Linked DNA regions of Homo sapiens: region 2 is linked to region 1. The links are chromatin loops, found by intact Hi-C in ENCODE. Cell type or tissue: heart left ventricle. All regions are shown on one strand.

Region 1 (5,000 bases):
CTTTGCCACCGAGCAGGTCTCAGAGCCTGCCTTCTTGCAGCTGTCAGGGTACATTCAGGACTCTCCAATATACGAGAAGCCCGGCAGGGCAGGACAGGGGCAGGCCTGGCTCCTTCTGTGTACCTGCAGCCCAGGTGGACGTCCACAGCTTGTCACGTCCCCTTGGAGCAAGCCAACACCTAGTCTTGAGAATTGGCATCCACACAGATGGAGGGGTCAGAAACCTGGTCATTGTTCTCCGCGGCACAATTTGCTCAGCCACGTCTTCAGCATAACTGTTAGACCCACTCGTCAAAGGTAATGTGGCCTGTGGGTTTGCTCATGATGCAGAAGTTCCACCAGAGCGCAGGTTTAGAAGACAGAGTTGGCAGTGGCTGGTGCGGAGGGGCTGGCTCCTGATTTGGAAGCTTTAAGCTTCTCAGGCTGCCAGGTGAATGGTCATGGCCTGCCCGAGGCCTCAGGTGTGACTTGTCCTGCTCCATCCATGGAGAGACAGCTCTGGTTCCACCGTCCAGTTATCCCCCAGGCCACCAGGAAAGGAATCCGGAACATCCTGCCCTGCAGCCTCTCCCCTCCTTCAAGGACACCTCAGTGCCACACACAGGGCCTTAAATCTGTCACCCCCAATCCTGGCAGCCTATTCCTTTCCTAGTTCCTCTTCAGCAGGCCCAGCAAAAATCCCTCCTCATTTTCACTAGGAAGCAGGGTCAGTTGGAGGCAGTGGGTACTTTGAGAAAGCTGCCATTTTCATAACATTTAATGCTATTCGGTATCTATCTAGAGGAGAAGCCGAGTGCCACGCTCAGCTCTCCTCCTGCCTTCCCCTCCAGCCAAGGCTCAAACTCCACACTTTTGTCCCAAGCAGTTCCACTCAAGCCCTCAATTTACGTATTTTGACCAGGAAACCAAAAAGCCCACAGGTGACTGGACTTGCATTCCTTAGGAGGGCACTTTGGTCAATTTAATGGAGTGGGAAGGGCTCACCCCTTGCACCAAAGTCAATATCCAAGGATTCTCTCCAGCCACATGGAGTCATCTCTCTGAGCCATGATCAGGTGGATAAATGTTGCTTTTCTCTTGCCCATTACATTTCTAGGACTGTGTTAGTGGGTGTTGGAGATCAGCCTCCTCAGAAGCAGACTTTGAGACCAGAATTTTCGTGCAAGCAATTTCTTCAGGCAGTTCTCCTGGAGAAACTGATCAACAGGCAGGAACAGCACAGCAGGAAAGGTAGGCACCCAAGCCAGGTGGTAAAAGCATTTTCTGCTTGATCCTGCAGAGAAATTTGGAGTGAAAATTACACCTCCTCAGAGTTTGTCCTGTGTCATAGCAAGGAACCTGAGCTTCCATATTCCTTCATCAATTAGTCATTGCCAAGGGCCATCCTCAAGGAGCTGTCATTCCTGGATACTTTCAGAACTCTAGGAATGGAGGCAAAGTGGCTGCACTCACCCAAGGGCAGCTGGGACACAGGTGCTGGCCATCAGAAGCAAAGCACAAGGATGCTAGGTGTCTTCATTCATTGTTGCGTTGCTATAAAGGAATACCAGAGGCTGGGTAATTTATAAAAAGGTTTACTTGGCTCACAGTTCTGCAGGCTGTACAAGAAGCACCAGCACCTTCTGGGGAGGGCTCAGGTGGCTTCCACTCATGGCAGAAGGTGAAGGGGAACCAGCGTGTGCAGGGAGGAAGCAAGAGAGGGGAGGAGGTACCAGGCTCCTTTAACAACCAGCTCTCTCAGGAACTAACAGAGCAAGAACTTACTTGCTCTGCTCCAAGGGAGGGCATTATCTACTCCTGAGGGCTCCACCCCCAAGACCCAAACACTTCCCATTATGTCCCACCTCCAACATTGGGATCAAATTTCAACAAGAGGTTTGGAAGGGTCACACATTCAAGCCACAGCCCCGGGGCTTGGGCACACAGCAACCAGGAGAGGGAGCCAAGGGGAGCTGGGTGGAGCACAACAGTGCTCATTGCAGTGACCTATGTTGAGTGGCACTTTGGGCAATTGCTGTCCACTGGCCACTCCTTAATCTGGCTCTGCCTAGGATTGGGGTTTAATAACCTAGTAGAATCCAATTATGACCCTGGCGTCATTAGGTAATCAAGATGAGCCTCAATCTCAATCCCTCTCCCTCTCCCTCTCTCTTTCTCTCTCTCTCTCTCTCTCTCTCTCTCTCTCACACACACACACACACACACACACACACAGCACAGCAGCAGAGCAGTTAGGAAACACAGGGCTTCATTTATAGATGGGCTCCAGAAAGCTGGCCCAGGTGGGAGGCACCTTCCTCTCCCTGTTCAGTACCATATCACCCCTCAGCACCCTTGCCATCCCGCTGCTCCTTCCTGCTCCCACCTCTCAGTGGTTCCGTGTTTGTCTGAAAAATAGCATCTGTTTCCTTTTGTCACTGACCCTCCGTCTTCTGAATCCATGGGATTTGTTTGTGAATCCTTTCCTGGAGCATACATAATTTGTGTATCAACCCTTCTCCCAGACTCCTGGAGGCTGGCTTCCTCACCACCCAGGTTACTGGCTCTCTGGAGCATCAGTCTGTGCTTTGTAAGGCAAAGAGGACTCCGTTCTGAGGATTACTGGTGTTTCTCACGATTTTGTTGTGGCTAGAAGCCTGACATTCTGCTGGAGATCACATCGTGGCCCCAGCCCTGAGGTGCACTGTGCAACCCTGGGCATTGCAGAGATTCCACAGCACACAAGGAGGTGCGCTCTAGAAGCAGCCGGCCAGCTTCCTGTCCCATCGCCACCATTCAAGAGGGGAGGATTAGTTCACTTTCCACATCTGTCAGTGGAGTTAGGAATAGAACCTCCCTATGAGCTTGTTCTGAGAAAACAAAGTCATGCGGGCAAATAGCACAGCACCTGCCTGGCCACCGTGAGCACTCTATGAATGGTGGTGGGGCCCTGGCAGCAGCAGCCAGTGTCGTTCCTATCACTGCCAGCATGAACCCAAGTAAGAGGCTTAGGGAGAGTCCCTCTCAGCTTCAAAAATCAAAATCAAACCTCATTTTCTGGTCACTGACACTAGGAAAACCCGTATATCAGCAGCAAGCTCTGTTCTGCTGCATGTACCTTTGGTCTTTGTAAGAAGAAAGAGCTTAGCACATGGCAGACACCCAGTAAAACTGGCTGCCTGGACCTGCTGCAGGATGAAGGGAACTTGTGACTGTGACTGTGTGTGTCATAAAAATAGTGATGATTAATTAAGGGAATAAAAAATAAGATTGACTTTTATGGATTAATTAATAGATTGACATTCTTCTGGGCTTTTGGACAATGTGTTAAAAAGCAGAAATCAAGCTCAAATGGCTAAAAGCAGGGAGGAGTTCATATCTTTTAACATCTCTTCTCCCTATTCACTCACACAAACTTTCTTTTGTTTTAATTCTATTCATGAATAATGTTATAGCTACAGAAGAGTTGCAAGAATAATATCAAGAATTCCTATATATTCTTCACCCAGATGACCAATTATGAAGTGTTGCCACATTTGCTTTATTACTCCTCTCTAAACATATGTGTGTATTACTATTTTTTGAACTATTTAAAACTTAATAGCAGACACCATGCCCTTACTCCTAAATAGCTCAGCATGGATTTTGTAAGAACAATAACTCTTATATAACCACAGTACAATGATTAAATTTAGGTAACTTAGCATTGAGACAATACCGTGATATAATCTACAGTGCATATTCAATTTTTTTAATTGCCATATTCATGTCCTTTATGGATATTTTTTCTCTGATCCAGGACCCAAAGGGGACCACACAGTGCATGGAGCAGTCATGTCTCCTTCATCTCCCTTCATCAGAACTTCAGCCTTTCATTGTCCTTAAAGATCCTGGTAGTTATGAAGAATACAGGCCACTTCTTTTAAAGAATGGCCCCCAATTTAATTTTGCATGACATGCTTTTATATTAGATTCAGGGCCCACATTTTTGGCAGGAATCCTGCTTGAGTGATGTGTTCACAGTGAATCCCTGAGTCTCCATGAGTCAGGAGGCATCTGTGTCACTCCATTCGTGTTGCCATCACAACATACCTGGTATTGGATAATTTATAAAGAACAGAAATTTATACCTCATAGTTTGGGAAGTCCAAGATCGAGGCACCAGCAGTTTCAGTGTCTGGTAAGCGCTTGGCCTCTGCTTCCTTGCTGCTGTGTCCTCCAGAGGGGACGAACACTGTGTCCTCATGTGTTGGGCAGAGGGCAAAAAAGCCCAGCTTGCTCCCTCCAGCCCTTTTATGAGGGCATTAATTCCATTCACAAGGACCGAACTTTCACGGCCTAAGCAAAGGCCTCACCTTCTAACAGCATCACCTTGGTGATTAGGTTTCAATATACTAATTTTGGAGGGACCCATTATACATTCAAACCATAGCAGTGCCTGATACTAGTTAATCCCATAGTTGTGAATGATAATTTCTCTTACTTGGTAAGGTAATGTCTGCCAGATTTCTTCAAAAATCACTGTTTTAAAGAAGAAAACAAATATATTATAAATATTTGAGTCTTCCATAAACAAATATACAAATTTAACACAATCTCTTAAAATCTCCTGGCAAGTTTCCTTCCTTCAGAAGTAGACAAACAGATGCATTAAAAAAAAAAAAAAAAACAAGCAAGCATAGCCCAGGAAAACTCTAAAACAGAAGAAAAATGAGGAGGGATTGGTCTCCCCAGCCTTTAAAACTCATCATAAGGCCTCGGTAATTAGTACTGAATGGCACATGAATAGCCCAATGGAACAGAAGAGAAAGTTCAGAAACAGACCCAAATGTGGCCAGGCACAGTGGCTCACGCCTGTAATCCCAGCACTTTGGGAGGCCGAAGTGGGTGGATCACAAGGTCAGGAGTTTGAGACCAGCCTGGCCAATATGGTAAAACCTCATCTCTACTAAAAATACAAAAATTCGCTGGACATGGTGGCGCACGTCTGTAGTCCCAGCTACTTGGGAAGCTGAGGCAGG
Region 2 (5,000 bases), 200 kb before region 1:
ATGTGCCCTAGGACTGGGACAGAGAAAAACAGGGTGAAGAAAGCAGGTGAAGATCAGAGTTTGTTTTGAATGTAACCAGCTTTGTGCATCGCTGTTTACACTTGTGGAACAAAGGCCCTGGGGCATGCTGTAGAATTTCAGCCTCCCTAGTGGACGTTGGCCCTGCTGTCCCTCTTGGAGGAGCTGAGATGCTGCCTGGCCCCCTTGCCCCCCAGACATAGGCACTCACACACAGAATGACTTCACGGCCCAGCCTCCTTGCTGCCTTTAACTCAGTGAATCTGCTGTCGCACTGTTTGTTGACCTGGAGGTACAAACGCCTGATTATAGTACAAGGAGTTGTCTCTTCCCTGGGTATTAAAAACATTATTAGGGGTCAAAATCTCAAACCAAGAGAGCAGGCTCTGATGGTTGGATTGCAGCACTCAGCCTGTGGGCAGAGGAAGGGTTGGAGATTCAGTGTCACAATAAATGCCTGGTCCTACCCAGAAGTTGACCCTGAAAATGTTGAGTATGGACCCTGAATTGTCTTAGCAAAGCTGTGATGAAATGACAAGCTTAGCTTCAGGACTAAGTGGACTTGTTAGAAACCAGTTTCCTCTATGAATGGACTTGATGGAAGGCCAAGCATGTGAGGGAAGCCCCCAGCCTACCACGCCATCTCCTGCTCGAAGCTTTTGGGAGTTTTCAGGAAAGTGCAGAGACTTGAGTTTCTGTAAAGCTGCCGGATAGCTGTGATCGTGACCTCAAAGTCCATCCTCCTTCACGGTCTTCCTTCCGCTGGAATTTGGTGTGATTAAAAGGATTTGGGCTTTAAGTCTGAGACACGTGGGTTTAAATCCTCCTTCCTGCCTGCCTGCATTCAGTCACTGGTCTCACAAATAGGTGTAGGACAGATACTCTGCGTGGGGTCTGGGGTTATAGACAAGGCAGACGAGGGTCCTGACGCTGAGGGGGTTTACGTTTTAGCTGGAATGACATGCAATGCAGTGGTAAGTTACAACAGGGATTGTGACCAGGTAAGTGCATGTCTATGGAAAAACAATGTGGCTGCGGGTCTGAGGGGGCTTTCGTGAGTGACTTAACTGAGTGCTGAAATGTGGAAAGAGGGTAAGTGAGGGGGGTGGGATGTAGGGAAGAGCAGCCAGAGAGAGAACAGCATGTGCAAAGGCCCTGAGGCAAGAAGGAATCTGGCCCAAGCATGTGGCACTTCAGTTTACTACCTGCTTCCCTACATTGCTCAAGAAGAGTGAGTTAGGCTGGGCACAGTGGCTCAGGCCTGCAATCCCAGCATTTTGGGATGCCAGGGCTGGGGGATGGCTTGAGGCCAGGGGTTTGAGACCAACCTGGGCAACATAGCGGGACCCCCATCTCTACAAAACATTTTTAAAAAGTATCCAAAGGCAGTGATACACATGTGTACTCCTAGCTACTCAGGAGGCTGGAGGATTACTTGAGCACAGGAGGTCAAGGATGCAGAGCTATGATTGCACCACTGCACACTGCACTTCAACCTGGGTGACAGTGTGAGCCCCTGTCAAAGAAAAAGTGCATTGTAAAGAACAATGAGTGTGAAGTGCCATATTGGCTGGCTCATAATAGGTCTTCTGTCCAAGGACTTTGAGTGTCCACCTCCTCCTTATTAAAGCCCTCTCAAACTTTGCTTTTCTTGAAAAGAGTGGAATTTAGATGATTTTGCAGCAATTGGGATCCAGGAAGCCAGAAGCCCCACATAGCCCAGGACTGGCCTGTGAATGATAAAGAGGTGGAATTGTGTTATTGAGCAAACAAGTAGGTGGCAGATGCTGCTGCCTCAACCAGCTCTTGGTGGGATCGGCTACAAGGGTGTGCATTTTCCACTGTACCTACCTTTGTCCAAAAATTACTGGTTCCTTCCTCACACTGCATGAACAAGCCACATGACTATAGGATTTCTCAGAGATAGGTCTCAACTGAGCCTTAATTATTCATATGGATGGATTAATTATGATGAATCAAGGGGTGCAGCATGTGGGTTCACCAGTAAAACAAGAGCCCGTGTGGACAGAGTTTGGCAGAGACAGGACCTGCTGCTCCGCCCAATTTAATTTAATGCATGCCTGGGCAGAGGGGTTTCTTCAGTCCTGACTTACCCTTGACTTCCCGGCTACACTCTGTGGGTTTCAGGAGTGACTTCTCTAACACCTTCTGGACCAGGAGGAGAAGCATTGTTAGGGCCTGTCCCCGGGGTCCTGGGCTCCAAGGCCGGGCTGTGTTGATCTTGAATTGATGATGGCTCTGCTGAGGTTGCTTTTGTGTTTGCTTCTTGATCGCTTGTTGTGAAATGTGTTCAGTAGTAGTCATGAAGCAGATCTTTGGCATAAATTTTCATCCCAGCAAGCAGTGCATGAAATTGAAAATCAGCAGAGCCAAGGAGAGGGAGCCCAGGCTCCCGACAAATGTGGACTCCTTGGAGATGTCCCACCTGGATGGCGGGAACAGCCTCTCTGGGGCCTCTGAGTGCTCTGCTGCCCCACATCACCTCCTCACCCTGGCAGAGCCCGGCTCTCTCCAGGGACTCCACTTTCCTTTCACTGCTTCCAGGGGAGGCTGCTAATTTTCCGTGTCCTCCAAGATTTGCACATTACCACTTGCAGATCAAAAGCTCTCTCCCGCACAAGCACCAGTATCTCTGAGGCTCCAGCTCCGCCAACCTCCATTCCATCATCCAGGGCCTCATAGCTCCTCACAGTGCCCCCTCACTTGCAGGCATGCTGACGGTGCAGCCTTAGCACCTCGTGCTCTAGCCCTCCAAACACACTGCCTTCTGCTGGCCTCAGACACGCACTCCCACAGCCACAAGCTGGACTCTGATGATATGAAACTGCAACCTATAAAAGAATAAAATCAAACCTGCCACTCTTTGGCTGCAACCTCTTGCTCTTTCTAGCTCAGTGTCCTACTGATTCTAACTGCAATCAAAAGCATATGTGTATGTGTTTGTGTGCATGTGTGTGTATATACATATGTGTATATATAGTGTGTATATATATAGTGTATATGTACATATTTGTGTATATATATACACTTGTATATATACAAGTGTATATATGTCTGTATATATACACACTATATATACACATATATACATGTGTATATATAATTATGGTAAAATATAGATAAAATTATTTAAACCATTTTTAAGTGTACAGTCCAGTGGCAATTAAGTACATTTATAATGTTGTGCGACAATTGCCACCATCCATCTCCAGAACTTTTCTATCTTCCCAAACCAAAACTGCACCCCTTAAACGCTAACCCCCAATTCTTCTCCCCCAGCTCCTGGCAATCCCCCTACTATTTTCTGTCTCTGAGAGTCTGACTCCTCTGGGTACCTCATACGAGTGGAATCACACGGTATTTGTCTCTCTGGGGACTGGCTTGTTTAGCATAACATTTTCAGGTTTCCCTCATGTTGTGGCATGTGACAGGATTTCCTTCCTCTTTAAGGCTGAATCATATTCCATTGTGTGAATATATTACATTTTGTTTAGCTACTCCTCCACTGATGAATACTTGGGTTTCCACTTTTCAGCTGTTGTGAATAATGCTGCTAGGAACAAAGTATGTATTTGAGCCCCTCCTTTCAATTATTTTGGGTGTATACCCAGAAGTGGAATTGCTGGATCACATGGTAACTCTGTTTAACTTTTGAGGAACTGCCAAACTGTTTTTCTCAGCAACTGCACCATTTTACATTCCCACTAGTAATCTGCAAGGGATCCAATTTCTCCACATCCTCGCCAGCACTTGCTATTTTCCATTTTGTTTGTTTGTGTTTAAATAATAGCCACCCTAATGGGTATAAAGTGATAGTGTATTATGGATTTGACTTGCATTTTGATTTGCATTTCCCTAATGATAGTGAAGCCAAGCTTCTTTTCATGTGTTTATTGACCGTTTGTGTGTCTTTGGAGAGATGTCTTCTTTGGAGAAATGTCTATGCAAGTCCTTTGCCCATTTTTGAATTGGGTGGCTTGTTTTTTTGTGTTGCATTGTGGGAGTGCTCTATGTATTTTTGGTTGGCAGTTTTTTCTCCCATTCCATGGGTTGCCCTTTCACCGTGTCCTTTGATGCACAACAGTTTTTAATCTCGTTTAAGTCCAAGTGATCTATTTTTCCTTCTGTCACTTGCACTTTTGTCGTCATACCCAAGAAATCATTGCCAAAGCCAGTGTTGTGAAGCTTTTATGTTTTCCTGTAGATTTTTATTAGTTTTAGCTTTAATGTTTATGTTTCTGATCCATTTTGAGTTAATTTTTGTATATCATGTAAGGAAAGGGTTCAAATTTATTCTTCGGCATATGAATATCCAGTTTTCTCGGCATTATTTGGTAAAAAGTCTGCCCTCTTTCCATTGAATGATTTGGTACCCTTGCAAATCATTTTGCTGTGTGTGCAAGCGTTTATTTTGGGGCACTCTATTCTAATCCATTGGTTTGTATGTCTGTCTTTAGGCCAGTACCTCATTGTTTTGCCTACTGTAGATGTGTAGTAGGCAATCAGGAAGTCCAAGACATCCCCCTTGACTGTTTTTATCCCCTGAGATTGCTTTGGTTATTTAGGGTCTCTTGAAATTCCTTATAAATTTTAAGATCAGATTTTCCATGTGCAAAATGTTTTGACTTATTAGGTTCTTTCAATTCATTGATCTCACTCATTTCTCTCTACCATTAATCCTCTTACATTCTCTTCCATGGTCATCATTATCATTGCTTTCTTGCAAGCATTCTCAACTTTCTTGCCCCTCTCTTCAGCACACAAACTTGGGTTCCAACCATCTGCCTTCTGCTGCCTGAACTAATGTGTAACTACTACTATTATTGCTGATGCTACTGTTAGGATAATAAGAACAGCTAATACAGGTTAAATGATCGCTAGGAGCCAGACACAGTTCTAAGCATTCCCTATGAATTAACTCACCCAGTTCCTTTAATTCAGTGGAATATTGCTGCAGAATA

Evidence for each region. Hi-C counts contacts between places; a loop is a spot of excess contacts. Peaks named below come from ENCODE experiments on the same cell type or tissue, not always from the same donor. Only the 100,000 strongest peaks of a DNase experiment are listed, where the experiment ranks them.
Region 2: it touches region 1 in a loop (2.1-fold over the local background); 1 of 110 quality-filtered maps calls a loop at or near these places.

The regions. Positions count from the first base shown.
Region 1 is chr6:3,508,546-3,513,545 of GRCh38, reverse strand. No RefSeq gene overlaps it. Among named protein-coding and RNA genes, the nearest start is that of SLC22A23, 54 kb to the right of the region's middle. RefSeq lists a silencer at 1,797-2,091 and an enhancer at 1,600-2,452. In heart left ventricle, a CTCF peak has its summit at 1,936 (motif pointing right); a DNase peak (open chromatin) is centred at 1,918.
Region 2 is chr6:3,705,722-3,710,721 of GRCh38, reverse strand. All of the region lies in intron 1 of LOC100507336 (a long non-coding RNA gene), which reads left to right. Among named protein-coding and RNA genes, the nearest start is that of PXDC1, 43 kb to the left of the region's middle. In heart left ventricle, no CTCF peak of the experiment used is centred here; a DNase peak (open chromatin) is centred at 2,591.